2 separate regions of the Homo sapiens genome follow, and region 1 is linked to region 2. Evidence: chromatin loops called from intact Hi-C (ENCODE). Cell type or tissue: dorsolateral prefrontal cortex. All regions are shown on one strand. Each heading gives the region's core, and the rest is flanking DNA. Links, peaks and the distances in the headings are about the cores only. Region 1 has its middle 38 kb from the start of LINC01315. Region 2 overlaps NFAM1 (NFAT activating protein with ITAM motif 1).

Evidence for each region. Peaks named below come from ENCODE experiments on the same cell type or tissue, not always from the same donor. Only the 100,000 strongest peaks of a DNase experiment are listed, where the experiment ranks them.
Region 1: a loop joins it to region 2, with 2.8 times the contacts of the local background. A loop is called at or near these places in 3 of 110 quality-filtered maps.

Annotation. Positions count from the first base shown.
Region 1 is chr22:42,329,729-42,332,530 of GRCh38, forward strand. It overlaps a transcript of TCF20 not described here. Among named protein-coding and RNA genes, the nearest start is that of LINC01315, 38 kb to the right of the region's middle. In dorsolateral prefrontal cortex, for the core only: no CTCF peak of the experiment used is centred there; a DNase peak (open chromatin) is centred at 1,413.
Region 2 is chr22:42,418,390-42,421,191 of GRCh38, forward strand. All of the region lies in intron 1 of NFAM1 (NFAT activating protein with ITAM motif 1), which reads right to left. Among named protein-coding and RNA genes, the nearest start is that of NFAM1, 13 kb to the right of the region's middle. RefSeq lists an enhancer at 994-1,113. In dorsolateral prefrontal cortex, for the core only: no CTCF peak of the experiment used is centred there; a DNase peak (open chromatin) is centred at 1,326; H3K4me3 peaks cover 373 bases.

The DNA of each region.
Region 1 (2,802 bases), core at 22-2,521, 89 kb before region 2:
GCTGGCCGTGGGGGAGGCCAGAGGCTCTTGGGGCTGCAGGCCAGTGCCCATTCCCTTGCCACTCCCCCCACCGAGTCCCCTTCCTCCCCCTGCCTGCCTGCCCCATCCCCAAGCAAAGCCAAGTGGGAAAGTGTGGCCCCCGAAATGGCTGTGGGCTCAGTGGGAGGTGGAGGGAGTATGAACTCACCAGGGGCCACCAAGTTCAAATACAGGTAGGTCCTGGCCCAGAGTAATAGGAAACCCACCCAGCCATCTAGCAGAGGCCCTCGGCTGCCTGTGGGCCCCTTCCCTTGGCCTCCTCCATCAGGCAAGAGCTTAAGGCCTCAACAGGGACCCAGGCCCACCGCCACCCCATCTGAGTGGCCCTGCAGATTCCACTCCAAGCTGAGCAGACAACCCCTGGCCAGGGCCTCTCAGGGGGCCACCAGGCAGGCTGGAGGCTGCAGAGGCCTGGAGGGCACTGCCTTCTATGCTGTGGGTCTCAATTTCCTCATCTGCAGCATGAAACAGTGATCCTTCCTTCCAGGGCCATAACAAAGGGTCAATGAGAGGGCATCACAGTGAACTTGCTGAGCACAGGGCAGGAATAAGTCCCTGAGGCACTGACGTTTGCAGTGTCCCCGGGTGCCCAACATCCCTCCAAACACCTCGCTCCTTCCCCCCCACCTCAGGGCCTTTGTACACGCTGTTCCTCCTGCCTGCAACACTCTTCTCTGTGTCTCTCCCCTGCTGGTTGTTCTGAGCTCAGATGCTATATCCTCCAGGAAGTCTTTTCTATCCCCTAGATGAGGTCACAGCCCCACAGTCTCCCCCAAACCAGACTGAAAACTCCACGAATGCAGAACAGGGACTGTCTTGCTCACTGCTGTGTGTTCTTACTATTTATTAAATGAATAAATAAATGAGTGGATGAGTGAGACATGACAACTCTTGACCTTCAGTGACAACACAGGGCCATCGGGGTGGCAGGGCCTGCCTTGAGGGCTGTGGGCACCCATCCGAGCCCCTGATCCAGCCCACAGAGTCCAGGAAGTGTTCCCAGAGGAGGCAACAGTTCAGCCTGAATTCAGAAACTTGAAGCTGCAAGGTCACCAATACCTACTTTACAGATGGGGAAACTGAGGCCTAGGATCAGGGGCTGCCCGTGAATGTCCTGAGAAGCTGCCCTGCTTCGCTGGTCTAAGGCTCTGCCAAGTCCCCCACCCCTGAGTGGCCCATCTCATTCCCCTGGGGCTGCCCCACAGCCCACCCAGGGCCGCCACCCCCTGCCCCTGGTCATCCATCGAGCAGGTGGCAGGGCTGCTCGGGGCTGGGGCGGTCCTGGGCATGCGGTTGCACTGCTGAGTCGGGCAGCTGGCAGCAGCACAGCTACGAACCAGCTGTTTGGATGACAAACTGTGTTCAAGCTTCATTAGGGTAATCACGGGCTCCCCTCCCGGCAGCGCCGCGGAGCGCGACTGTCAACCTGAACTAATCAAACCCGGCCCCAGGACACCCGCCCGCCTGGCTGACAAGCCGCTAAGCCACGAGCCACCGGGTGCTGCACAGCTCCCGGCAGAGACCCAGTCCTGCCGCACGCCCTGGAAACAGCTGGCCTCACAGAGACCTACTGTGTGCTCCCTGAGATCTCGTGAGCCTCAGAGGCCCTATCAGGGAGGGACAATCACAACAGTCACTCCCATTTCTATAGCCCACGAGAGAAAGTGACTTACCAAAGCCACATAGCCTTGTGGGGTTAAGTCAGACAGGAACCCAGGTCCACCAGGGACCCCCATCACCAGCCCTATTCCCAGTGCCTCCCAGACCCGGGCAACCTTGCCTCTTCCTGCCCTTGAGGCCCAGCAGGCTGAGCTTGGAGCTCTGAGGCTGTGGTCAGATGTGTGGCCTCAGCAAGTCCCTTGACATGTCTAGGGCTTGAGCCCTGCACCCCAACAGCAGCCTGGGGGCTCTGATGGTGCAGGTGTGGAAAGCACTCTGCCAGGCACTGGGGGTGGTGCAGAACCTGCCTTGTAGTCTATGGTCACTACCCTGCGCAGCTGGGCTGTAAGCCAGCCCACTTGCCTTACATCCTCAGAATCTGAACTTAGCCAGGAAGGGAAGGTCTGGTTCCTTCATTTGACAACTGGGGAAAATGGGGCCAAGAGAGGGGTGTCAGAGATCACGGAATGTAGTGGAAAGAGTACAGGCTTTAGAGACAGATGGATATTCCTTCATCCACTCATCCGCTCAACAAATACTAGCAAGATGCTATCACATGTCAGGTGCTCAGGACTTGCTGAAGGAACAGATGACAGGAAGGAAGAGTGAGTGAACCAACGAAAGGCACCGGGGTCCAGCCGTGAACTCAGCAGACACCATCCCTGCCTCCTGGAGTTTTCTGTCTAGGGCGAGCAGATGCATAACAGATAACTATTACAAATGACATGGGCACTACGAACTAGCCTGATAACATGCACCAGGAAGGCCCTGCCTGGCAGAGGAGGTGATACTCCAGCTGGGCTCTGAGGGTATTAGCCAGGCAGGGAGAAGCTTGGGAGGTCGGAACAGCAAGTGCAAAGGCCCTGAGGTAGGAAGCAGCTCAGGGCTTTTGAGAACAAAAGGTCCCTCTATGTGGCTGGAGTGTAGTGACCAGTGCAGGAGCTGGAGCAGGAACAGCCAGGGGGAGGATCTCGGTCTCATTCCAAGGGTGATGGCAATGTAAGCAAGGGCAGCACTCTGGGTTCGACGGGGAGAGTGAGCGGGAGAGTTCAAATACCAGTTCAGCCAATTTCTTTCTTTCTTTCTTTTTTTGAGGCGGAGTCT
Region 2 (2,802 bases), core at 252-2,751:
ATCTACAAAGGCAAATCCCAGCTGGGTGTGGTGGCTCATGCCTATTAACCCCAGCACTTTGGGAGGCCGAGGCAGGCAGATCACATGAGGTCAGAAGTTCAAGACCAGCCTGGCCAACATGGTGAAACCCCTTCTATACTAAAAATACAAAAAAGTATCTGGGTGTAGTGGCACAAGCCTATAGTCTCAGATACTTGGGAGGGTAAGGCAAGAGAATCGCTTGAACCCAGGAGGCGGAGATTGCAGTGAGCCGAGATCGCACTGCTACACTCCAGCCTGGGTGACAAGAGCTATCTCTGTTTTTTTTTTTTTTAAAAGGCAAATGCCAGCCCTATACCCTTCTGCCGGGTTAAATGACATGCCCTCAGTGCAGGGCACATAGGCCCTGATGGTCCAGGCACAGAAGGACCCCCAGGGGTCTTTCCCTGACCCAGACTTGGGCACTGTCCCTGTCCCGGGCGCTGGCCTGGCCTGGCTGAAGGCCCCTCAGGGGTGTGGTGTGTGCAGGGCTGGGGGCATGAACAGCCCTCTGCCTTCAGCCTCCAGCTGCTCTTCTCCCACCCTTGTTGGGAAAGAGTTTGTCAACCGCCCACGGGTGCCTGAGTCCTTCCTTTTCCGGTTCTTCTTATGAATCTGTGGCTGCTTGAACTTGGAGTTTGAGAGCTGGGCGGAGTTGCTATCCTCCCACACCTGGCGCGGGGACCACATGCCGAGTGAGTCCCTGGCGGGGTGTGCCCCCACGTGTTTGTGTGCCCACCTGGCAGCTTTCCTGTGGATCACTGATGTTCAGGATCAGACCTGCCCACCACCTGCACAACGCCCCCATCCCTCCAACTCAACAGCTCCCATCCAGTCCCCTCTCCTGCCCAACCAGGGCTGTCTCTGTGGCTCTGAGTCCCCAGCGATCCACAAACTCATCCTGCTCCTGCCCTGCCTGAACCGGCAGGGGCTCCCTGCTGGAGGAGACCCAGGAAGGAGTCTGAAATCAATTTACGGGGTCAAGACAAGCAATTAAAAAAAATAGAACATGAAGCATTTCATGCGTAGTAAGGGCACTGTTTGCGACCTTCTAGTTTCAGTTATATTCATACAATTGGGTTCAGACAGGGTCACGCTAAAACATGCATCTCTTAACTTTGGGCCACTGCTAAGAAAAATGGAAAGTCCCTGGCTTGGAGGATCCAGTTCTTGCCTCCCAGGACCTGCACAGCCCCGCTCAGCTGCTCTCTGGCCCTCACTCGCCCACTCCTGCGTAGACGTCAGCCTGCCACACTCCGGCGCCTTCGCCCGTGCTGTTCCGGCTGTGCGGAATGTCCTACCCATTCCTTCCTCTCCTGGGCTTTGGGGTCCCCCTCTGTCTCCAGGACATGCTCACTTCCTCCCTGAGCCACTCCTGGGTGTCTGGCTGCCCCGCACAGCACAGACTCTCAGGCGTCACTGTTAAGCCATGTGATCAGAAGAGCCAATGTCCCCTGGGTTTGGTTTCACCTTTTGCAGATGACAAAACTGAGGCTCAGAGAAGGCAAGAGGTTTGCCCAAATTGCAGTGGTAGACATGGGATTTTAAGCTGGGTCCCTTTGAGTCTGTAATCCCACTCTTGGTTTTTTTTTTTTTTTTTTTTTTTTTTTTTTTTTTTTCTGAGGCAGAATTTTGCTCTTGTACCCAGGCTCGAGTGAAATGGCACGATCTCGGCTCACTACAACCTCCACCTCCCCGGTTCAAGCAATTCTCCTGCCTCAGCTTCCCAAGTTGCTAGGATTACAGGCATGCGCCACCTCGCCTGGCTAATTTTGTATTTTTAGTAGAGGTGGGGTTTCACCATGTTGGCCAGGCTAGTCTCGAACTCCTGAACTTGGGTGATTTCTTGAGCTCAGGACTTTAAGATCAGCCTGCAGAATATAGTGAGACCCCATCTCTACTCAATAAATAAATAAATTAGCCAGGCATGATGGCATGCCTGTAGTCCTAGCTACTCAGGAGGCTGAGGCAGGAGGATCACCTGAGCCTGGGAGTTCGAAGCTGCAATGAATTATGATCATGCCACTGCACTCCAGCCTGGGTGACAAAGAGAGACCCTCTCTCAAAAAACAAACAGGCTGGGTGCAGTGGGTCACGCCTGTAATCCCAGCACTTTGGGAGGCCAAGGCAGGTGGATCACTAGAGGTCAGGAGTTCAAGACCAGCCTGGCCAACACGGTGAAACACTGTCTCTACTAAAAATACAAAAATTAGCCGGGTATGGTGGCAGGCGCCTGTGATCCCAGCTACTCGGGAGGCTGAGGCAAGAGAATCGCTTGAACCCAGAAGGCAGAGGTTGCAGTGAGCCGAGATCACGCACGCCACTGCACTCCAGCCTGTGTGACAGAGCGAGACTCTGTCACAAACAAACAAACAAACAAACTCCTCAAAGCAAGAAAAGAAAACATTCTCAAAGGAAAGAAATATACTTCTTTAAAGGGAGTCAAAAATTCAGAGGCTGTTTCCTTAAACTTGGGTCATCTAATAGGTAGACAGGGCCAGCAATAGGTAGGGGCCTGGGGACAATGGTAGTCAGAAATGGCCCTGCAGCACTGGGGGACTGTTATTGTCACCTCAGCTCAAGCACAGCCTGTGGCTCCCAAAACAGGAGTGACCCCCGAGCCCTCTACAGGCTGGCCCTGTGACAAAGCCAGTGCTGCAGAGGGCCAGATGGCATCCCTGTTCTGCAGCAGGGGCGGACATTTTGGGAAAGGAATGCACCGTGGAAAACTTGGTATGCTCTTATTGAAAATGCTCCCATGGGCTAGGCGCAGTGGCTCACGCC